Linked DNA regions of Mus musculus: all the other regions are linked to region 1. Evidence: chromatin loops called from intact Hi-C (ENCODE). Cell type or tissue: heart. All regions are shown on one strand.

What was found. Peaks named below come from ENCODE experiments on the same cell type or tissue, not always from the same donor. Only the 100,000 strongest peaks of a DNase experiment are listed, where the experiment ranks them.
Region 2: a loop joins it to region 1, with 6 times the contacts of the local background. A loop is called at or near these places in 15 of 42 quality-filtered maps.
Region 3: it touches region 1 in a loop (2.4-fold over the local background); 16 of 42 quality-filtered maps call a loop at or near these places.

The regions. Positions count from the first base shown.
Region 1 is chr7:139,386,837-139,394,836 of GRCm38, forward strand. It overlaps Inpp5a (inositol polyphosphate-5-phosphatase A), which reads left to right and starts at 2,273. Exons shown (of 16, transcript NM_001127363.1): 1 at 2,273-2,628. The coding sequence starts at 2,554. It overlaps Gm46004 (a long non-coding RNA gene), which reads right to left and starts at 2,311. Exons shown (of 2, transcript XR_001778314.2): 1 at 1,730-2,311; 2 at 1-305. In heart, CTCF peaks have their summits at 2,790, 3,721, 6,097 and 7,344 (motif pointing right); DNase peaks (open chromatin) are centred at 1,265, 1,955, 3,775, 5,445 and 3 weaker places; H3K4me3 peaks cover 4,693 bases; H3K27ac peaks cover 5,087 bases.
Region 2 is chr7:139,244,050-139,252,049 of GRCm38, forward strand. It overlaps Pwwp2b (PWWP domain containing 2B), which reads left to right and starts at 4,433. Exons shown (of 3, transcript NM_001098636.1): 1 at 4,433-4,594. The coding sequence starts at 4,470. In heart, a CTCF peak has its summit at 3,484; DNase peaks (open chromatin) are centred at 3,502, 4,102, 4,332, 7,972 and 1 weaker place; H3K4me3 peaks cover 3,763 bases; H3K27ac peaks cover 6,511 bases.
Region 3 is chr7:139,231,914-139,239,913 of GRCm38, forward strand. Lrrc27 (leucine rich repeat containing 27) reads left to right here. Exons shown (of 11, transcript NM_027164.1): 9 at 4,957-5,075; 10 at 6,663-6,786. It overlaps Gm32315 (a long non-coding RNA gene), which reads right to left and starts at 3,177. Exons shown (of 3, transcript XR_389962.4): 1 at 2,584-3,177; 2 at 2,419-2,479; 3 at 1,076-2,200. In heart, CTCF peaks have their summits at 3,210 (motif pointing left) and 4,071; DNase peaks (open chromatin) are centred at 1,978, 3,138 and 3,938; H3K4me3 peaks cover 774 bases; H3K27ac peaks cover 2,445 bases.

The DNA.
Region 1 (8,000 bases):
CAGTTCAGTTCACAGCAGACATCTACTACTGAGTGGTGTGGACACTAATCAGTTGAGAGATGGATTTTTGTGGAATAAAAGGGTTGAGAGGTAGACTAGAGACAGGCAGAGATAAAGGCAAACCACACTGCAGCTTGAGCTTGATGCCATTGCAGAGTGTAGCAGAGCAGTAGGAGCATACCCTATGTCTGTGCAAAGTGGGGTGAAGATGGACACCAGTCTTTGCTTCTTTATAGCAGCATTTCCACCTCATTGGCAGTGCAAATTTGCCTGCTCCCATCATGCATCTTGGCATCATGACAACCCTAAACCCATAAGGGCAGAAGAGAGAATAAACCTTATTTTGGTAAAGTGCCAATCCAGTCTTAGAATGTCTTTCCCTAACTTTAACTCTTGAATACCCTCTCTTCTTCTAAAGCTTGTCTATAAGATAGAGCATTCAAAAGCACGGCCACAGGTTTTTCTCCAGAAGCCTGTACACACTGACTCCTTGAGTGTGGGCTTCTCTCTGTAATACTACTTTCTCTTAATCCTTTTCTTTGTCGCATCTCTGAATTCTTTCTCAGATGGTGCCAAGAGTTGGGAAACACTTGGTAGGGAGCATGTGGTTACTGGGCACTGCGCTGTAAGCACCAGATACTCATTTCAAAGCCTTGCTGTGGGAAGCTCATTAACATTGCTAAATGCTAGTTCCACACTGGATGATGTTCACATCCATTGCGTTAAGTAAATGCCCTGTTAAAATTAATTCCGGCGGTTGTTAACCTCTGAAAAGTCCATCTATAGCGGGCGGGCAAGATGGCTCAGTGAGTAAGAGCCCTTGTCACCAAGCTTCATGACCCGAATTCAAATCCCAGAACCCATGCTATAAGAAGAGAACTGATAATTGCAACCTGTTTTCTGTAGCGTGTGTGTCTGAACCAATGCACACCATACATACAAACTAAATACAAAATTAAAGAATGAACCCACCAGAAGAACTGTCGTTGCAAACAGGGTTCTAGTATGTCTGTAGTACTGTTTCTTTGGATGCCTCCTCGCAGGCTACAGCGCAGCAGCCCCACTGGACAGGGCTTTCTGGAGGCCTAGACTAGCAAGGGTTACCCAGCTCACTATATGTTCCCTACCAGCCCCGTCCCACCTCCAGGAACAACTGACTCTATCTCAGAGAAATTTCTTGATTCCTTCTACATGTAGGACTGATTCTGTTCTTCTAACTAGCATACCTCCCTGCCCCCCACCTCCAGCTCTCTCTGGTGGCTAAAATTCCCGGACTGACCACATCCCCCACCTTGGGAACTGTCCTTGGGTGTGGCATGGGGGCCACAGCTGGCTATCCAAACACCTAATCTGAACTTTTTCTTTTTTAGGTGGGAGGGGCGGGGTATGGTCTCAAGCTAGTTTAGGTTGCTATGAGTTCAGGTTGGCCTCGAACTCATAGCAATCCTGCCACAACTTCCGAGTACTGGGATTACAGGAGTACATCAATACGCTTGCTTCTTAAAAGGATTTATTAGTTTTCTGTTTTTGGATGCCAACAGCTTTCTGTTTTGTAAGCAAAGTCCTATATAAGGAACTGGGTGGACGTGTTAGGAAATTGCAAAATCCCATACACTTGATCTGCAGACCCACTCTTTGCAGACCCAGAGCTGGGACTGGAGGAGGCTCCTCCTTAATTCTCCGTGGCCCTGCTCCCTCCCACGGTCCGCCTACGTCAGACTCCCCGTACCGGCGAGGGCCTGGACCCAGGCTGAAGACCGGTTCCACATCGGGGGGGGGGGATGGGGGGCCAGGACAGAGGTTCCAAGGATCTCCAGGGCTCCCAACAAGAAGGCGGGCTGTAGTCGTCCAAACTCGCGGCTCCTTTAAGAAGCGCTTTGGTAACAGGGTCGTGACGTCATGGGAGTGGAGGGTGGAATATGCGCGTAACCGCGGCAGGGCGGGGCAAAGCCAGGGGAGGACTCAGGGGCCTGACTGACAGGAATGCCCCATATGCCCGCCTCTCCCCTCCTCCATCTGGTGTTGGCTCCGCCCCACCCTAGGCTTAGCTCCTGTGAGCAGGCCCGCCCCTGCACAAACCCCACCCCCAGCCTGACTCAGGCTCGAGAACCCGCCCTTCCAGTGGACCCGGAGCCAGGGAGCCTAAGACCCAAGTCTGTAGATTGTGTGCAGGCCCCGCCCCATAGGGAGGCCCCACCCCCGGCGCGACCGACAGCCCCGCCTTCTAGGGTCCCACCTCCTGTGGGGCGGGACTTGTCCCAGCCGGAGTCGGCGGCGGCGGCTGCGGGAACTTTCCCGGCGGGTCTAATGGCTGCGCGCGGGCCGCTGTGAGGCGCGGCGGCGAGCGGGCGCGGGGCCGCGGAGCAGCGAAGAGCCGCGACCGCGAGGCTGGAGCCCCGGCCAGGCCCGGTCCGACCCGCCAAGCCCGCGATGCGCCCCTGTGCTGTCCCCCGGCGCAGCTGACGCCCCGCGGCCCCGCGAGACCCCAGCCCTACCGGCCCCGCAGGAAGCGGCCGCCGCCACCCAGTCCAGAGCCCGCTCCGCCCGGGCACCATGGCGGGGAAGGCGGCCGCCCCCGGCACCGCGGTCCTGCTGGTCACGGCCAACGTGGGCTCGCTCTTCGACGACGTAAGTGCCGCGCCGTCGGCTAGGGAGGGGCGGTTACGGGCTAGGAGTCTCCCAGCCCGGGACCCTGACATCCCCATTTTCAGTTGGAGACCCTAAATTCCGGCCCCTACAGCGTCTTCTATAGCCGCGGACTCCGGGCCAGTTGTCTTTGGGACGTGTGACTCTGATGCCCCCTACCCACAGCTGGAGACTCCGACCAGGATTTTCCCAAGCCCCAGACAGACCCTGACCCCATAGCAGGGGGGTACCCTAGGCCAGGAAACTTCCAGCTACACACTCGGGACCTTAACACCGCTTTTCTGGTACCCGAGGCCAAACTCGAAGACTCAGTTTTTGAACCCCTGTCTTAACCCATACTACAGGAACCCAGACTCAGTCCAGATCCTTGAATCCTGATGCTGGTTCCTTGCTTTGCTCCCAAGACAGCAAATCCCTATCTTTTTCCTGCCTTGGAACTCCAGAGCCACAAGTACTGACCTGGAATTTTGACCCAGAATCCTGATACTTGGATGTCCTGGCTTCCAAACCCAAGCATACGCTGACCCCAGGTTTTCTGATTCACCCCCTGGCCCCCAGTCTCTGACTCTGATCCCCCAAGTCTGATTTCTGGTTCCAGAAACCCAGCTTTCAAAAATTTTGGTCCTGTTCCTCTCAACCCATACCACACTGACCCTGAACTCTGAGTCTCTACCCTAAAACCTCAGATCCTACACCTACTCTTGGCCCCAGAGTGAGGTCCCTGCCTCTAATTCTACACCCCATCTCCCATCCCCGAACCTTCCTCCCAATAGACCTCAGTCCCAAACCTTGAGCTCCATCATCTGAGTCCTGGTACCTATATCCCATCCCTTGGTCTTGTCTTCTGAGGGGCCTGAGGCGTGAGGCACCTCATTTTGCCATGTAACTTGCAATAGCACTAGTTCTCAAATGAGGTAGCTCTCTTCAAGCCTTGGGGGACTTTATATTCCTGTTTACTAAATGAGAAGGTGCTGAAAAGCTCTTCAAGGCCAAAAATGATGCCAAAGGCCTTTATCTTGTAGAACGGCTTCTCCAGTCCCACCCTGGAACCCTGGGCTTTCTTCTCCTCTGGGAGGCAGAAGGGAGCTGAGGCCTGGGGCACTGGGAGCTCCCTGGAGCAGGCTGGGGCTGACCTAGTTCAGCATTGCAGCCATGGTGCCACCCCGCTGTTGGTACTTAAACTGCCAACCCAAATAAAGCAGGATGCGGCTCCAAGTGGCATGCTTGTTGAAGAAGAAAGGGTAATGCCACAGATGAAACCTTGGAGCCACTGACTCCCCTTCCTCCCTCTCCACCCACCCCCTTACCTAGGTGAACAGTCGGGATGGTGCCAGGGCTTGGATACAGGCCTGATGTAGATTTCAGGCGAGGGTCCTGTTTCCTTCCTGGCAGAGAGCATGGGAGAAGAGTCTCACAGAGCTGGGTTCACAGTCAGCGTAAGCTTGGCTTTTATTAGTAAAAGGCAGGCGTTACTGCTATATTTTGTTATTTTCACTTACAGACATGCCAGTGTTTTAGTTCCCTGCTAGAGAGGCGCTGTCTGTCCGCTCAAGCAATGGACAACTTGCTGTAGTTTCACGTGTGATCGTTTTTCCACCAGGGCCTGTATATTTAGCACTCTATTCTAGGCCTTCCAGTAACATGTCACTGTAGCGTGGTTTTTGTTCGGATGATTCAGATCCGTTAGCTGTGGCTTCAAAGCCTCAGAAATGTCAGGAAAATTAGGCATGGTGGGGCACTTTCATCTCCAAGGGAAAATAATTTTGCTGTGAGAAACATTCTTTCTAGTAATTTTTGATTTCTGAGTTCTAGAGTTTTTGTTGTGTTTCAATTGGATACGTACATACTTCTTTCCGCTGATATTAAAGGGGGTGACTTAATTCACCCTCTTTATGTATAGAGCCCTTACATAGCTCTCACTGGCCAGGTACTTAGAGTGTGGACTAGGCAGATGGCTCTACCTGCATCTGCTGGGATTAAAGGTGGTATAACCACCATGGCCACCTTAACCCACTTTTTAGCAACATGGTATCTGAATTTTTACTTGTTTTCTTAAGGCTCTCTGAAGTTTTACACTATATTTATATCGCAAAAGAGTGTCTGTCTTAATGAATTGTACCTAAGTTAATTCCAAACCAGTCCCCAGGGACAGGCATGCCCTCAATGGAATGACCAAGAAGGGCACACTCATATTCTGTGGCCTGCTTCCTTGGTCAGGATCTGGGTGCTGTGGCAAGAAGCTGGGTAGAGAAAGTGGCCAATTCTCAAGTGAGGTAGATTTTAATTCCTCAGTGCTACTGGACTTAGCGAGTGCTTGTGCTGGACTGTGCGCCTTGGTGTGCCATGCACCCCTGGTGACAGATGGATCTCTCCAGCGGTGTAAAGAAGTTCTTGCTGTGGGAAACAAACACTACCCTGCCCAGGGCCTGAGCGGTTGCTTGGGGGAATCAGCTCCCAGGAGGAAAGTGTCCGATTTGAAACAGTCATGCTGGCTCCAAAGGCAGTTTTTCCTTTTATGCACAAGCAGTAGGTGGTTTGTTTCTGCATTTGTAGTTTCAGAAGTCTCCCCTCCTATGCTCCCATCTTCTTCCTAATCCAGAGGTGACCCCTCTTAAAACATCATGTACATTTTTTTTTTTAAATTGGGGGTTGAACCCTGGCCTTCCCTGCTTTGCTATAGGCCCTAGCCCATGTATGTAAATTTTAATCATAGCTTTGTCGTCAGTACCCTGGGATCTCCAGAACATGTTGTTCAGCCTGCTCTTGTCTCACCAGCCATTCTGGCTGGCATCCTTGCCTGGCAGGGTGGCCCACTGCAGTTACTGAGCTGTGCTGCTGAGGGCCTTTGGTGGCGTGGAGCCCTTTGACCTTGTTGTCTTGTCCAAAGGCATCACTGTAGGTAGACTTGTTTCATGTTCTTAACAACTGTGGAAGACCCCACAGAGTTGGCCTGTGTGTGTGTGTGTGTGTGTGTGTGTGTGTGTTGTACTATCAGTACTCATTGTTTTAAATGTCAAACTGAAAATGTTAAGCACAGAACATCATGGGACACTCTGCTTAATGGCAGAGGAATTGGTCGCTTATACCCAGCGCCAGGGCAGGGAAGCTCTACGGTCCCTTGAGTGAGACAGTTAAAGTCATTGCACAGTGTTAGGACAAAACACCCTTGGCTCAGTCAGTCTTTGGGAGAAGAGTCATCAGCCTCTGAGGACCTCTGTCCCAGCTGGTGACCCTTCAGAAGTGTCTTTCCAGGGAGCCAGGGGCACCTGATACGTTCTCATTTTCTAGTAGTGACTGCCACATTGCCTCTGGCTGACACCTAGTTTGATTGAACGTCACTAGGAGAGAGGGAATGGGTGACCCGGGCCATGCCTATGATTGTTCTGCCCATCTGGCTGGTGCTTTAACAGCTGTGTTTGTAGCTCTAGACTCCATACGTGTGGACTAGTGGTGAGCTGAGAAGGTAAATGCTTGTAGGCATGCTTCAGAGTTCTCCCGCCCTTACATGGTCAGGCGGTGTTGGCCTGGTCCTGCTATGTATTCAGAGCAAGATGTTATTTAGAGCTTGTTTCCTGCTTTGCTTAGTTAACTCCCAAGTGACCCTTTCCAGGCAGACATGGTCTTGCAGAACTGGCAGTGTTAGTAGGGACCAAGGGTCCTAGTCAGCAAATGTTTTTGAGCCATGGGACAGAGAGAGGCAAGTCAGAACTGCTGTGGGTGGGTGGACTCCAGGCAGACACCTTGGCCCATTTCTCTCTCCCGCCTCCCTTTTCAGATTTGTCCTCTTTGCCAGGTTTCACCATTAGTGCGGAAGGGGCTATAGTCTGCCTAGCACAAGCCTGTTCTGTCCTAGAGGACAGTCTCCACCTCACTCCTCTTCCCAGGTCTGTTCCACACTTCCTCACTCTGGGATTCTTGATGTCAGGACTAGGGTCACTTCCTTGCAACAGCTCTAGAACACTCAAGTCACTTCACAGAGAAGCCCTGTATATTGGCTTCGCCCTCCATTGCTACTGCCCACCACTAGAATGTTTGCCATCTCTGTGGATTTGTCTATTTGGAGTTTCCTGGTTCCTGGAAGTAGAGCTGTGGAGAATGTGGCTTGTGTGTGTGTGTGTGTGTGTGTGTGTGTGTGTGTGTATTTTTCCAGGTATGTGTGTTGCCTACATGTATGTATGTGTAGCACATGCATGCCTGGTACCCACAGAGGTTAGAAGAAGGCTTCAGATCCCCTGGGAGTGGAGTTATAGACAGTTGTGAGCTGCCAAGACTTTGGTCCTCTTCAAGAGCAACAAGTGCTCTTAACAGCTTAGCTAGCTCTTCAGTCCCCTGTCCCCATTCATTTCATGTCCCTCCTAGTGGTTCTTGGTTTCCCTCTATCCCCCCAGTACCTAACATTGCTCTTCTTTCTAAGACTTGGCTTCTTGGAGACCCTGTTTTTGCTTTTCCATTCTCTCTTCTCAGGGTGGTACAGCCAGGCCAGTCTAGCCCTTCCCTGGCCATGTTCTCATCTGTCCTCACATAGGTTCCATTGCTCTGTGATGCCCCAAACTGCAAACAAATTGAAGCTACGACAGTCCTGTGGAGCACAGGGCACCCAGCCAGGCCCACTGCAATTTTTCTCCACAGAAAACCAGCACTCTTTTTAAAGTTATTTGTAAATGCGCATGCACACATGAGAGTGTGCACATGAATATAGTGCCTATCAAGGCCAGAAGAGGGCACCTATCCCTTGGAATTGGGTGCTAGGAACTGAACTTGGGTCCTCTGCAAGAGCGATACATGTGCCTTTAAGACAGTTCCCTGAAGTGAGACTGTTGCACCTGTCTTTTTTTTCTCTTGGGCAGAGCATGTGGCTGCCAGTGGCTTGGCCTTTCCTGCTAGAAAGGGCTACTTTCAATGTTTAGAATCTTGAGAATGGCTAGAAACCTGGTATCATCTGTTTCCATGCTGAGAATGCCCCTCCCCTTAACTCTTTCCCAGTGTGAAAGAACTGGGACCACTCGTCTCTTCGCCTCTCCCTAGTTGGTCTTACAATAGTTAGGTGGCTGAGGAGTCTTAGTATTCTTCCTTTTGGCTGTGCTGTTTGTGACCAGAGATTTCAGCAAGCAGTCTGAGTTGCAGTCAGTTTTTTGAATCTGTAAGACCCAGCACTTGTCTCCCGGGGTGGTGGGATCAAATGAGACACTATTGCAACATTTATGCTACTGTTACTGGTGCCTCTGACCATGGTATGAAACCATTTCTGACTTGTAAACACAGGTGATTTTCCACAGACATCATTTCCTGGCTTCTTTCAATGTTTAGAATTTTGGGAGACAATGTTTAGACTTTTGAGATACACCTGGTGGTCC
Region 2 (8,000 bases), 140 kb before region 1:
GCTTCTGGGACATGGGAAAGAGGTAGGAAGAAAGCTGTTCCTTTAAGGTGTGTGTGTGTGTGTGTGTGTGTGTGTGTGTGATTTGAGGAATTCTTCCATTATGTAGAATGGAGTTCAGGGTGTCAGGCTTGGCAACACGTATCTTTACTGGCAAAACCATCCTCCTGGCCCATGAGACATTGTTTTAAAATTAGTGATAGTCAGCTGTGAGCAACTACATGGGGGTGGGATGGACCTTCAGAGAAGCACGAGAATGCCCTGGAGTTAGGACAAGCAAGCTTAGCAGCTTGGCTGACTTCAAATAAAAACATAGGAAGAGGGAGAAAGGGGTCAGGGAGATGGGTCAGCTATAAAGCATGCTTGCTGATAAACCTGGTGGTGACTTTAGCCCCCAGAGCCCACGTGGTAGAGAAGAACCACTTTACACCAGTTGCCCTGTGGCCATCACAGTGCCATGGCTGGTACCCACAGGCACACGCACGCACACACAAAAGGTGTTTACATTTTTTTAATTAGAGGACCTTGAACTAGAGTGGTGGTGTACTCGGGTGAAGGCAGGTGGATGTCTGTGAGTTCTAAGCCAACCCTGATCTAAAGAATCAGTTAAACCAGAAAGGAAGAGGCAGAGAAAAAACAAAAAAAACAACAAATGATGCTTTTTGAGTTAGAACTCAGAAAAACAAAACAGGCAGCAGAGATCTATAAGCAGCTGCAATGAGGGAGGCTCTCCAGGCCGGAATAGTGTGAATTCTCATCGCAGAGACAGTTATTCCTCCCATCTTCCGGCTAATTTTTTAAATCATAAAATAGCTATGCTTTTCCGAGCTCTGTTGCCTCTACCTTCCTCTTCATATGACATTTTAAATCCCAAGTAGTTCCCAAAAATGTTAAAATACTAATGAACCATGGTTAAGGCTCACGTGTGTGTATGACCTTCAAATATAGCTTCACTATATCTGGATAGAAACTTAAAAATTTGGGCAGAATCTCACAAAGATACCCATAAAAATTTTACATTAAATCCTCAACTTCCACATAACTCTTGGGACCTAGGGTTTCACCTTTTCTGTTAACCTATCCAGTGCACATCAGGAGCCATCTTGTCCTTAGGTGCTGAAGGAAAGGTTCCTTAGCAGCCTCTGAGACATAACTTCAGACGTCACCAAATCCACCTTATTGTAAGGACGCCTGGGTGTGAGTCTCTTAAGTGGACCACATACATGCTTGGGTCTGTCTCATTCTTTTCCTGAGTGTCTTTCCCTCCCCACACCTCACTACTTAAACGTTAAAATCACCCCAATTCAGATCCATAGTAAAATGGATCTCTGAAGTCAGACTGCTTGAAGTGGCAGCATGGGGCTGTGTTTCCAGACCCTGCTCTATGGCTGCTGACAGGCAGCCCTACTCCACCCCCTATCCCCACCCCCACCAAGGTCACACAGAAGACTGCAGTCTTAAGCAGAGTCCCAGAGTCCATCCCCTTAGCCAGTGCTTTTCTGGCAGGTTCTCTTCCTAGACTTGAGATATTGCTTAGTGGGAGAATGCCACAATTATCCTGACTTCTAGGTACAGGATCTCATCAGAGCAGCCCTTGCAGGATGGCCAGAAGGGGGCCAGTCCAGCTTCCCAAAGCTCTATGATCTCTCGGGGTCCAGGATGTTTAGCTACGAAGACTACAAGAGGCCTTGCCATGGATTACATTCAGGGAAGAGTGACTTAGCCACAGCCCCCTGCCCTGGGCTACTTCAGTGGGTACTCTACAGTGCTTAGTGAACCCAGCTCCAGGGCCTAAACAGCACTGGCCTTATTCTGTGTCTCCACCCAAACCAGGCCTTTTGATTCTGTCTCAGAAGTTGTTGAGTGGGCTGCCCAGGCATCAGGGCTTGGTAAGTTCAGAAAGAGAAGAGGCAGGCCCATGTGTGCTGGCCTTCTTGCCTGCATAAGTGAGTATATGCATGCCTGTATATGCCTCTCTCTCTCTCTCTCTCTCTCTCTCTCTCTCTCTCTCTCTCTCTGTGTGTGTGTGTGTGTGTGTGTGTGTGTGTGTGTGTGTTGTCTGGCCAGGCAACCCAGGGGCAGCAGGCCCATGGCTGTGGGTAGCGCCCTTCACAGTCATGGGCTGGGAGGCCTGAGAGTCTCCCCACTGAAGCTATGGAGTGAGTCAGTGAACCTCAGAAGCACGCTGCCCTGACAGGGCCTGCAAGGGAATAAGTCATCTGTAAACTGGAGGCAGGCACAGAGCTAGTGACAAGAGGGAACCAGACAGCTGTGGAAGGCGAATCCTGAAGCCTGGTCCAGGCTCCGAAGGGAAAGCAGCTTGCAGCTGGCCACCTTCCCTGTCCAGGTGGGTGGGGCTGGGACAAGGCCCTGAAATTCGGCTTGTGTTTAAATTGTAAATCCATCTCCTTTCTGGCTGTTAAACTATTCTACCAAACAGAGAACAGGCTTTTTAAAATGGCTTCCAAATACACTAAAAAACACAGCACAAACCTGGCAGGCAGGCATGATAAACAGCACAGGTGGCCTCCGGCTCCTCTCTACTCTCTTATCAACAGCCCAGGAGATTCCCGCCACAAGCTGAACCCTAGGTTCCTGGGCCTCTCGGACTTCCAGACCTCCTAGCCACTGTCCCTTACCACAGCCAAACTACCCTTCTTGCTGACATCTGGGAGTTAATAGAAGCAAGCTCCTTATCCACACAATAAGCTAGCAGTTTTCACGGTGTCCCTCTGTCCATGCCCCACATCGGAAGAGGTCTTCTATATTGCCTCTACAACCAGGAGTCCCTGAACAAGGGCACCTGCTTGCTCAAGTGCCTTTTTCGGACTACCCCACAGTTGCTCAGACTATAGATGTCCCCAGCTTGGAAGCTACTGAACTGGCTGGGGGGAGGGGGATGTCCTGCTGTAGGCTGTACTGAGCAGGCATCCCCAGTACTCAGGCACAGATGCTTAGTATCTGGGTTGAGCGAGTGGGCAGCCTCCCACCAGCCCTCCACCTGGAACTGAGCTGGGAATGGTTCCTGTAGCCAGCGTTTTTTTTTTTTTTTTTCCTCCAAAATCTGCAGCACCCAGCTCTGGAGAGAAGGAGTGAGGAAAACAGACGTTTGTGGGAGGGGGACTGCCCCTCAGCTGGACTCCGCCCAGACTTTCTCATCTGCTCTAGTGTAGCCTTAAGGCAAGGTAAAGTGGCGCCAGGGCGGCCTCGGCTGTCCTTGGCGGCGTCAGTGGTAGCAGCCCTGAAGCAAGTCCCAGCAGGGCAAGAACTCCACTCCCCAGCTGAAAAGGACATGGGCCTGGTAGATCCGTGGTCAGTACCTCTCTGCCCTTTTGGTGCCTCCAATGCAGGGTCATGGCGATGCAAGTCAGCCTTAGGGGCCCGATTCACAGACGCCATTGGTCATTGCAACGTGACAGACCCTTGGAGGCAGTCAGTTATGGATTCCGAATCCGGATTCAGAGTGCAAGTGCTTGCGGAAACCGGAGGAGGTCTAGGGTGGCGGTCAGCCGTCCGCCGGGCGCCGCCACCTCCCACTCATGGCCAGGCTGCCCTCGCGGGCCCGGTTGCACACGCCCGGGGAGCCTGGCTCTTGCTCATGGGAGGTGGCTCTTCATACTGTACACTAAGCGAGGAGTGCTGCAGCGAGTAGTCCCAGGAGACGCAAGAGCTCTGGATAGAATAATCCTGCCAACACTAGTGCTGGCCAGCCCCGCGCCCTGCGAGGTTCTCAAACAGACCGGAGCACTATAGTCTCCTAGGAGGCGCCGAGCACACCTGGGTAGCCCAGTGCCAGGTAGCCCTGTAGTGAGGGTGACACTAGGCCTCTTGTAAGGGCCCCATTGGTGTCCCTCGGCACCCGGAGTCTCCTCTGCCAGGCCTGATTCGCTTCAAATACACGTGTCCACAGACTTTTTCAAGTACCAAGTGGACACAGGAGTCGTGCGTAGAAGACGCTGCCGGGGTCCTCTAGCACAAACTGGTAGACAGGGGACCCCCAGACTACATGGGGGAAGGGCCCCAGGCTGCGCCGGGCTCAGGGAGTGGCCCCGGGACAGGATCAGGAAGGAGGTGGGGCCCGGGGTGGAACCCAGAGAAGCAGAGTGGGGGAAGGGCCTGGACCCGGGGAGTGTCCCCGCTACCCCTCGGTTCCTGGCAAGGCCTCCTAGGGGGCATTCCAAGCCTGCGTGGCGTCAAGATTAACGAACCCTTCTCCCCGCCCGGTGGGGCCCCCGCAATGCGTTGCAAGCCCAGCTTTGAGAGCCGGCTGTGGGCGCACGCTGCGGGCGGACCGCCCCACGCCCTCCGGCTCCTGGGAGCGCAGCCCGCGGCCGCGCGCCCCAGCCTAGCTCCGCGGTGGCGGCCGGCACACAGAGCTTTGTGACGTCAGGCGGCGTCACGCGGGGCTGACCCGGCGGCGGCGGCGGCGGCGGCGGTGGCGGGCGGGGGCGGCCTCCGGAGGCGGCGGGAGCATGGAGCCGCGGGCCGGCTGCCGGTTGCCGGTGCGGGTGGAACAGGTCGTCAACGGCGCGCTGGTGGTCACCGTGAGCTGTGGCGAGCGCAGCTTCGCCGGAATCCTGCTGGATTGCACGAAAAAGTGAGCGGGGCAGGGTCGCGGGCCCGGGACTCCTCGGAATCTCCCGGGACACTCCTCCACCGATTCAAGGTTCCAATGCAGGCTCCGAGAGGAGCAGCAAAGCCCGGCGTCCGCTTTCAGTTTCTGCTGGGCCGGGGTTTCGAGGCGCGCCAGCTGGCCGCCGGTCTGGGTGCGAAAGTGGCTCTCTCCCAAAGTCGCGGTGACTTTCGGGGCAGGAGAGCGTGCGGCCCCGCAGAGGGGCTGCGGTGCCGGCCGGGACGCACGGGAAGCCTTGCCTGAAACTCCGCACATCTGCCATAATTAACGCACTTTTCTTTGTTCAGACGCACTGTTGAATTCGACTGTTTGTAGAATCGTGATTCGTTTAAGGGGGTCAGTTAAGCTATGGCCTCACCTGTCACAAGAGGGGGGAAGCCCAAGGCTTATAGGAGTGGCTGGTGGAGACCAGCTGCGAGACTGCGGGGTGTAGAAACACTGCTGTGGGCGAGGCGCCTTGCGGGGGAGTGGAAGATACAAGTTCCAGGGCCAGTGCCTCTACTGGAGGGGCGCATTGGGCTTGGCTCCTGAGACCACCTGTATACCCTTTGCAGGGGCTTCTGCAGCGCAGAACAGCCACCTGAACCCAGAATCACATGGCACTGCGCTGTCACTGCCTGATAAATGATTAGGCATTAATCAGGCTGTGACTCTTCTGCTCCAGCCAGGCTTCATTCTGGAATTAGGAACAGAAAAGGGCTCTGCTTTCAAAGACCCAACTTTTTCCCTTCCTAAAGCCCGGATTTCCCTGGGTTCCCACCACAGAGCAGAGCCCTTCCTCCTTCGACAGTTACCCTGCTGACATTATGTCTTCATTAGATGTGCCAGAAGCCATTTATGCACAAGTCATGTGACTTAACATATGGCCTCCCGTGTGACTGGTGCCCCTCTCTTGTTGGTTAGTACAGGGAGTGCCTATAATGGGGTGACATTCAGGGGCTGCAGAATAGCCACCTGAAAGCTTCCAAGGCAAGCCATCCCCCACCCTGCTGATGGCTGCCCTCTCCTCCCTAGGCAGGTCTGGCTGCACCCCTGCTCAACCTGTGCAGCCTGCTCTGGCCTCTCCCTAGAGAGTCTGCAGCAGAGGACCCGCATTTCCCCAGTTCTCAGGCTCCAGTGCTCAAGATAAGATTGGCTGAGAGTAGTCCTATCTTGTGGCTGTGTCTACAGAGATAGGGGGGATCTCTACCCTGAGGTCAATGGCTAACCTGGCTTGCAGATGCATACACCCTTCATGAATAGAAGCTAGCTGCTGGCTGGCATCCTGAACATGGGAAGCAGCAGCTATAGGATGCATGTGTGTCCGTGCCTCACAGTCTACCAGAACCAGAACCCCTTGGAGACATGAGCTTAGTCGCTGATCACAGCTCTTCTCTGCAGTGGCTTTGCTTGCTTCTGTGCCCATGCAGAGACTCTGAAATGGCCCTTCCTTGCCCCTCCAGCCCTCCAAGGCTTGGCCTTGTGTTTCTCCTTCCCCATCCCTGATCTTTCCAGCAGCGCCCCCCCCCCCTTGTTTCTGTTTCCTGTGTTCTATCCATAGTATTATGAGTGGCAAAGCTAGTGTTTACAGCCCTGCTTCTCAGGCAGAGCTGAGCACAGCTTAGCAGCTGTCTGGGTGGTTTGGGCTGCAGTGTCTGCTCTCAGGCTCCAGGGTCCACATGCTGACCTGCCCTCCCAGGTACTAGTTTCTCCACAGCTTCAGTACCTATCCTTGCTCTTCCAAGGCCCAGTCCTTGGATTCGAGCCAAGGAAGAGTTCCCAAGTCCTATTTCCTCCCACCTCAGGGGAGCCTTTGGGGCTCAAAGCAGCAAGCAGGTCAGCATTCCTGAGGTGCTGCTGCTGCGCTTTATAGGCATCAGAGCTCCCATAGTTTGGGTACCGACCTGGTAGCCTGGCTGTCCTTTATGGTTCCTGATCACTGTTCATCCTCCTTGCTAGGTTGCAAGTGACGTGGATGGCCCCGTTCGCATAGACTGCTGGGTAGAAGGAAGGCTCTGAGGCTGGATCCAGCCCCACCAGTGCTCATCATGAAAGTTAGACTGAAAGATGTTTGTTCCTTTTCCCTTCCTCGTCTGCAGATGGCTGGGGAGCTCAGAGGGGGTCTTTGCTCACAAGCCACCTGGTGCAGTACCAAGTACCTCCTCCCACTCGGTGTCTTGAATCAGCTGCCTGGCTGTAGAGCAGCCCGAAGCAGGTTCTCTGTTGCTCTGGGTACCTATGCAGGCCTGTATTTTCACTGAGAAACCACACTGTACCAGAGGGTGGGCTAAGCCTCTGACAAGCCGCCTTTATGATCCCTGCTTACAAATTTGAGGATCCCTCCCAAAGCCGGCTGACCCAAGTCGTGCAGGAAGGGGTGGGGCTGACACTATGCTGCAGGTGGGCCTAGAGGTATGTATGTCTCTTGTTGAGCACCTCAGGTGAGGTAACCCTAGCCAAAGGTAGTCTACAAGACAGCAAAGGCCCGCTGACTCCGGGGTTCTAATCTGAGTTGTTGATTCTTAAATTGTACCACACAACAGCTGAGCCTGTCTGCTGGGATAGTCAGTATGACGTCCTCTTTGACCAAGACCACAGTCACTGCCTGTCACCAGGCTAAAGAGCACCAAGTTCTGTCCTGGAATTTGTTAGCTAGTGTGCTGCTAGGCATTCCTGAGATTATGTGGTAGGCACAGAGGTTACCATAGTGCTCAGATACCCTCTCTGCCCTCAAGGAACTGGAGGGTTCCAGGTGTCTTGTGCATCACAGCTGGTGCATCACCGGCTGGTATGCTGGTCTTGGGGACTGTACCACAGAGATGTTGTCAGAGTGGACAAGGAAGACATGGGGGGGGGGGTGTGAGGTGGGCCTGGTCTGAGCTTCTAGGAGAGCCCTAGGGCTTAAGGACGATGTTGATGCTAATAAATGCAGGATACAGGCTCCACCTATTCTTCTCTGGAAATCGGGGGTCTGCCCAAGGATGTGGGGCAATATGCTCTGGAGAATGGATTGCTCTGGTATCCAGGCTGAGACTTGGCCTGAAAAGCTGCTCACCTGACTCCCAAAGCAGAGGTGGCCCCTGGAGGCCTCTGTACACTTAGTAGTCCCAAGCAGCTCACTGTTTCCTGCAAGACCTTCCTGTTCCTGGTCCCATCCAGCTCTCTAGCCCTACTGCTCAATGGCTGTTTGCTGGGCTGCAGAAAGGCTTCAGGGACTTTCTAAAGTAAGCAAGCCCTGGTGTACAACCCAAGGTGGGGCCTTGGGTGTTTGGACTTGGGCCTTCCTGGGGCTGCAGGCTCCTGGCAACATAGCTATGTAGAGAAGTTTCCGCAGACTCCCGCCCAGCTTTGCACATCCGCATGCCTCTGATCCAGGAGCCTGTTGACTCAA
Region 3 (8,000 bases), 150 kb before region 1:
CAGCCTTGATCCCTTTCGGGATAGCATGTTTATCCATTGCAGTCATGCTGGGATGGCTGGGAGTCATGCTCTCCTGCGTGGCTGACTGGGGCCTCCAGACTCCAGTTCTTAACTGATCTCCCCCAGAACCCGTCAGCAGCAAACCTGTAGTGAGGCCTTGCTGACCATCTGCCATGCCCCTTTGTCACTGACTTCTAGTGCACGTTGCCTGAAGCAGAGACCTTTGTCACTGATGCCTGGTGTGGCTAGTCTACAATAGGGCTTGGGCAGCGGATGGCTGAGTAGGACAGGCTGCTCATCCAACTCAAACAATGGTTTGTTATCTTAAGGAACAAGGAAAAGAAACAAACAAACCTTGGAAGTGTTTGCTACTGTAGAACGTCACAGGAGAGTGACAGAAAGCACGGGGCAGGGATTTCAAATTCTGATGCAGGTAGGGTCCCTTGGTGGTGTGGGTCCCCTGCTCATGGCCAGTAGAGACAAAGGTCTGCCATCTCCTGGGATGAAAGGTCAAGAGATTTGGACTTCTCCAACTCAAACAGGACCTGTCACCTCGTGTCATGTACACTTCTTACCCAGGAAGCCTTTCTCAAGAGTTGTTCCTTAAAGCCATCCTGGATCCTGCAACGGGATCTTTATAAATGATGTCGTGAGGACCACAGGGGCTTTCAGGGAAAGCATGCTGTAAGCTAGCCTTGGTCCCTCTGCACATCCTGAAGGCTGCTCTGTTCTGGTCCACCATGGTACTGCCTTCTGCACTGGGTGGGATGTCAGAGAGGAATGTGTGTTCCTTATTCCTTTAACACTGCATTGTACTATGCCAAGTGTTCACTTTAGTGTCCATCATTCTTTCTATATTCCCCAGATTTTTCATGGGTGATAAAAAAAATGAAAAATATTTTTATCAGCCAGGCAGTGGTGGTACACTGATTTAATCCCAGCACTGGGGAGGCCAGCTTGGTCTACAGAGTTGAGTTTCAGGACACCCAGGGATTTATTTCTTTCTTAGAAAGAAAGAAAGGAAGAAAGAAAGAAAGAAAGAAAGAAAGAGAGAGAGAGAGAAAGAAAGACAGACAGACAGACAGACAGACAGACAGACAGAGAGGGGGGCTGGAAAGATTACTTAGGTGTTACAACAAACACTTGCTGCTCTTGCAACCTGGCTTCAGTTCCAAGTACTCAGAAGGTAGCTTACAACCATCTCTACTTCCAAGGGATCCACTGACATCTTCCTGCCCCCTTGGGATCCAGGCACACACACACACACATGCAGGCAAAGAACTCAGTACACATAAAACAAAACCAAAAATCTCTTCTTTTTAAAAAAAAAAATTCTTTAAAGAAACCAAAGATTAAGGGAGAAATAGGGAGAGGATGTGACAGGCAGTTCCCAAGAGAAACCTCAAATGGCTGGAGGAGTGAGCCCATGGTGTGTGGGCTACTTCACCGGTCCAGCTGAGAGCCCTGCACTGTGAGCAGTCTGTGAGTACAGCCCCCAGCAGCCTCCTGGAAGATCATCCCAATAACAGGACAAGCAGATGGAGGACATCTCTCAGGTGATGAGGGCTTTCCTAACACCCTCAAAGCCCTGGGGAGAACCCCAGCACCACAGAAACTGGGGGTTGTCTTGTGATGTAACCCCAACACTTGGAAGGCAGAGACAGGAGAATCAGCTAAGGATGGAGTTTGAGGCCACATGAGGCCTTTTCTCAAAACAAACAAACAAACAAACAAGGTAGTATCTTTGGCGACTCCGTCAGGTTCATTCTTCAGAGATGAAAGCAGTCTAATAGGCACAGTGAGCAAAGACACTTGGTGGCGAATTTTGTCATCTCCAGAAACAAACACACAGTGGGCACTCAACAGTAGAAGGTGTGTCCCTGTGCCAGCCTAGGGGGAGTTCACAGCCGGTACGGGCTCCTGCAGTTGGGCAGGAGGTCACTAGAGGGTGCTAGGGTGCTGAGCACGGCTGGAGGCTGCTGGGCGGAGCTGATGCTCCAGCCTTGAGCACTGAGTGCCAAGCCTGAGTACTCACCATGTGTGAGAAAATGCCTTTCTTTGCAGCTTGGCTCCAGGCTGAGCCCACTTGCCTTTCTCATGCTTCTTGTGACCCGTGAGTGTGTAGGTCGTAGCCTGTGCAGGCACAGCCTGGTAAAAGACTTCTGAGGCTGGACACTGGTAAGACTCCAGGTCTACCACCCTATTCAGAAAAAGCTTATATTTCTCTTCTCCATGTTGTTCTGAAGCCTGGCCTGTAACCTTTGAGCCCGCCCCCACCCCCGTCCCCGTCCCCCCCTCCCCCGCCCCCCGGGCCTCCATGGTGTTTGTGTGTTTGAAGCTTTCTTGTAAAGCTGGTGAGAACCTTCCCCAGTCACCGACTCCCGGGCCTAAAAGGTTGCCCAATTTTCAAGCACTTACATTTTTGTTGTTGTTCATAGAGAATAAGGTGTTTGGATGAGTTTTTCTTGCCTATATTTTTCTGTAATAGTAAATGTGTGTAGATGAGCCCCACCCCCAACACGTGCCTTTAATTTTTAAAGCAAGTAATGTCTGACTTTAATGGGGGGGGGGGGGGAATATCACCTGGACTTGCCATCACGCATTTCTTTCTGCGGGAATTTCTTTGGAAGACTTTTGATCTCCTGTGGTGAAGCAGCTGCCACAGTCTGCAAGCATGCGGAATTCTGTTTTGCCCCAGCCCTCTGCATTTCCGGGGTGGGGGATGGCTGTAAAAGAAGGGTGTGGTGGCTCCTGTCCCCTCTCTGTATCTTCCTGGGATCCAGGCCTTTCAGAGTGTCAGGCATGCTGGGTTTGAACTACGAGTGCTGGCAGATAAGATTCCAGCCCTGGAAATCTGCTGCTCGGAAGGGAAGATGCAGGGATCTGATAGGAGGCAGGGTCTGGCTGAGTTCAAAGTCCACCTTTGAAGGGAGATAGTGCATAGCAGGGGCCCTGGCAGGAAGCTCACTCCCTTTCCCTCTTCCACTCAGTCTCACTCTACCAAGTCAGCCGTGGAATCTCACACCCTGCCTCCCCATGCACGTACCCTGCACATTGCAGGCAGACGCACACATACTTAAGGTCCGGAATCCGAGGGTGAGTTAGTTCCCCACCTCATCCCCTGGAGGCAGCAGGGCGAGCAGCACTGGTCACGTGGCCCTCGTCGCCCTTACTAGCATGTCCTATCCAGGCACATCTGCTTGCCTGGAGCTGCCGAAACAGCTTCGGGTGCCATCTAATGGCTCTGCAGGAAAACTGACCATTACAGCAGAAGACCTGGGAGGAAGATAGAAATGTCTCTAGTCTTTAACCACTAAGATGTTAGAAGTTATTTCTCTGCCGATGAAATGAGCCAATTCAAGCCAGACTGGATGATATTAACTGCAGGTTTATTGGGAAGCTGCCCTCTGGCCCCAAGGACCAAGGCCAGGGAAATCACCGTGGGGAAAGAGGGGAAAGGAGAGAGAAAGAGAGAAAGGACACATGCTCAGAGAGATAGAGGAGAGAGAGAGAGAGAGAGAGAGAGAGAGAGAGAGAAAGAAATCCCAGAGTTGGGGGCAGGGTATGCCAGGTAGGGACTGAGGGATGCAGGGAAAACCTGGAGGCCATGTCTGCTTTGATGTGTAAAATATGCACCTTAGTCTCTTGTCCCAGGGTCCAAAACCAAACAAGAAGTTCCCTTGCCTCCAATGTTGAGTAAACAGAACTGCTCAGGTCCTGAAGGAGCCAGGATTAGGGCTGAGCCTTGCTTGGCTCTTGAGACTGAGCAGAGCAAAGAAGGTACGGGCACTGGGTAGGCATAAGTGAGAAGCTGGAAACAGTCAGATCTCTTGGGTCATAGTCAGAGGAGAATTTGGAGACTAGCCTGGATTGGATCTGTCTGTGACTTGGGAGTAGAGAGGCCCTGGAGAAAGGCCACAGCAGTCAGGAGACAAGGTGACCCAGGCTGTAGGGCAGAAAGCAGGGTTGCTGCCAGTCCAGTGTCTCCACGGACTACAGTGGGTAAGCAAGGCCAAATAGGGTACGGGTGGCCATAAAGCTTGAGTGCCATCAGGCTGTCTAGAAATAAGAGGTGTGCCTAGGGGGCGCTGTAAGGAGTGGGCTGTTTTCATGACTCCAAGTAACCCCTTAATATTACAGAGAGCACATAAGTCTCCTCTCTGGGCTGGGCCCGTCTCCCCACGCCCTGTTCCCACAGCTCAGTGAAATCAGAGACGAGGGCCACTGTGGCAACATGGCAAAAGGGCTGTGGAATGTCCTGGAAACCCACTGAGAGCGCTGTTGAAAGATCTAGCACTACTTGGCCTTGAGGGCCGGGATGTGTGTGTGCGTGTATGTGTGTGTGTGTGTGTGTGTGTGTGTGTGTGTGTGTGTGTGTGTATGTGCATGCACGCACACGTGCATGTGCCTGTGCCAAACAGCACATCTAGACATGCCCTAGTATCCCTCAGAATGCAGCTGCTCTATCAGGGGGACAACTGAGACACCTGTAGGTTCATCACCTGTCCCACCCATGATATGTAGATCCGTGGCCAGCAACACTATCCTGCATGCAGGCTGGCCAAGTTTAAGGCCTGTACTTGGTATACTCCGTTTGTATCAGCACTTATGTATTAGCTTGAAGCTTTGTGATTTTAAAACGAATTCACACCTGTATGAATGACTTGGGTTAGCTGTGTGTCTTCTGTCACGTGACAGACTTTCAGGGTATTCTGGGTCAGCTCTAGCAACCTTGAGCATAACAGCGTCCCTTGATCAACACTGCTTGTACTCCAACCTGTGCTGTTGGGACCTTTGAGTGATGTGGGGATGTTGGTAAAGAATGTCCCCTCCTCTGTGTAGACCCTGGGTGGCCTAGCAGGGTGGAGGGAAAGCTCACGAGCCTGGCAAGTGGGCCTGAAGGAAGAGCAGCCTTCTCGCCCATTGTTGGGAATACCCTGCTGTGGTTTCTTTTAGATGGCATCGAAGATTCCCTTTGCCACAGATCTGACAGACTATGAGAAAATGCCAGTAAGTCCATTTGGGAAAGTGAAGCCCAGCGGAGAGGGGACAGCACAAAGGCCTATAGAAATAAGGTTGGTGACAGTTGTGTATTCTGGGCTCCCCAGCTCAGTGCCTCTGAGTGTCCAGCCTTATGTGAGCAGTCAGCACAGTGAGCAATCTGGAAAGACAAAGTCCCTGCCCTTGGAGTTCTATCACCCTACCAGATGATCAGGAAGTCTTAGAAGACTCCCCTGCAGGGGTACTCCTGTAGCCCCACCCCCAGTCCTGCCCCAGCTATTCCAGTGCCTGAGCGCTTGTCTCACCCCCATCCCTGACCTTTCAGCCCTCAGGACTACCCCTAACCTTCCCATAGTGGTATATTGGGTATGGCTTCTGCCAAAAGAAAGACAGGAAAACCCATGAGAAGGCCAGTTCATGGTACCTTAGGATTTGACGTCCTAGTATTAGAGCCTCTGTTCAGGTGGACAGTAGGCTACTAACAGGGATAGTGGCATGTCAATTGGCCAGTTGGCAGACCCATCTGTGGCTCAGGACAGCTTTGGGGAAGCTAGGTACTAATAAAAGACCAACTGGGGAGGGGAGAGGTCTGAGCCAAGCCACTGGGACCCTCTAGAAGCATTGCAGCATCCAGCGCAGGTGGCAGAGAGCTAAGTGTGCAGGATGGGATGAGAAGGGGTTCCCTGCATTTAGCCCGAGAGGTTCCTGGCCTCTTTCTGCCATTCTGAATCATTGCATCTACAGTCAAGAAATAGCAACCTTAGAGTCACAGTTAAAAGAGATAGAGATGTGTTTAAAAATCTCAGGTCAATGAAACATCCTGCTCTGTCTAAAGGGTCAGCAAATCTGGTAGATTTGTTTCACCCAAGAAATGCGGTCCCCACATGCACAGAACCAGCTCCCCACATGCACAGAACCAGCTCCCCACATGCACAGAACCAGCTCCCCACAGCCACAGAACCAGCTCCCCACATGCACAGAACCAGCTCCTAGCTACCCACAGCCACAGAACCAGCTCCTAGCTACCCACAGCCACAGAACCAGCTCCCCATATGCACAGAACCAGCTCCCCACAGCCACAGAACCAGCTCCCCACAGCCACAGAACCAGCTCCTAGCTCCCCACAGCCACAGAACCAGCTCCTAGCTCCCCACAGCCACAGAACCAGCTCCCCACATGCACAGAACCAGCTCCCCACAGCCACAGAACCAGCTCCTAGCTCCCCACAGCCACACGTGGACTTGAGGGGTTATGTTTATGTGTATGGGTTTTTTGCCTGCATTGTGTCTGTGTACCATGTGTGAATAGTGCCTGAGGAGACCAGAAGAGGGTGTCATATCTTTTGTAACTGAGTTACTGGTGGTTCTTAGCCACCACGAGGGTGCTGGGAACTGATCCTAGTTCCTATGTAAGATCCCCAGTGCTCTTAACCTCTGAGCTTGCTCTCCAGCCCCAACTGGAGGGTGTTTAAGCATAGTGGCTGTGTGGATAAAGACGTTGCCTCAAGCCCAGCATCTCTAGGGGGAGGCAAGGAGCCATGCCATAGCCACCTGGTGCCTCAGGGGGGGTAGCGGACTTCAGGGAAAAGTGCTTTCTCCCTGGTTGCAATGGGCACGTCTAGCCTAAGGCCAGCATCCAAACAGCAAGTGTCTGTGTTCCAGTGCCTCACCATTAGCAGAGCTGGAGGACAAGATAAAGCGGCACACACAGCAGATCCGCACTCGAAGTTTCCTGGGTACAAACCCAATGCAAGACATTAAGACAGCCAACCAGGACCTGGAAACCGTGAGTACCTGTTGCCTGTTTGGGAATGTGTCACTAATGGAAGGGAATCCTCTATACCACTGCAGAGTAGATATCCTCTAACCATGTGGTTCATCTGTGCGGTGTCTGTAGTGAGTGCAGGGGGCAGCTCCAGAAAAAATAGTCTGGCCACATTATGAGCCCTCAGCTGCACCAGACATAATGGGATGACCATGATAGCTTAGGGCCTTTGAGGACAGGGACGGGCAACAGGTCTAGAACTGGTCTGCTCCGTGAGTCTATGGAGTCATTGTTTAATGCCTCACACCCAGATGGTGGGCTGAAGCCCTGTGCTGGCTGAAAGGGAGCTGTTTGGAAAGGGCTCATTGCTGTTGCCTAGAAAGAGAACACTGTGTCAAATCCACAGGGATCCGTATGACCATGTCCCTGAGCTCCTACCCAGAGCAAAAGTGCCCCTAAACTCTCCCCCAGACTCTTGAAGTTAAACCTCATCCATCGTCAGCGTCCACCCTGTGCCTCAGTGTCCCTGCTTAATGAGAGAAGCAGAGAGCAGAAGCCCTTCCCGTGCCGACAGGAAGCTGTTGGAAGCAAGCAGAGGTTTTGTGATAGTGGTATCTGGGTGCCCACGACTCCACCATTGCCTAGTTCCGGGTCAGTGTGGCATTGGCTCAAGACTAGGCTTTTCTGACAGCCTATCTGCGACTCCATGTCTATTCTATCCAGATAGACAAAAGTAGACCCTGGCCTCAATCCCATCATGAGATCGGACCTTCCAAGTCAGTGCTTCACATTTGCAGCCAGATTAATCACACCTCTCCACAGCCAGAAAACAGACAAACAAACGGAGCTACTCTTCTAGACAGGCACAGTGGAGGCAAGACAGCTTTGAGGTGAAAACTGTGGATGCCCAGTCACACTTGCAGGGAGTCTGCAGCATTGGGCTCTGGCTTCCCCCAAGAAGCCACACCCCTGGTTTTCAGTCACTGTTATCTGACCTTTGGCATAATACTGAGCCTGTATTCTAGCACATACTGAAGCCAGCAAAGTTTTATAAGAAGAAAGTCCCTGGAGATATAGTATTAAGAGCCTACAGAGAGAGAGAGAAAGAGAGAGCAAGAGCGAGAGAGAGAGAGAGAGAGAACCAGCTAGTTGTAAGATTTATCCCATAGAACCCCAGAACACAAGAATGCAAACCTAGGCCGAATCCTAGCACGGATTTGGTTCCAAATCCCATT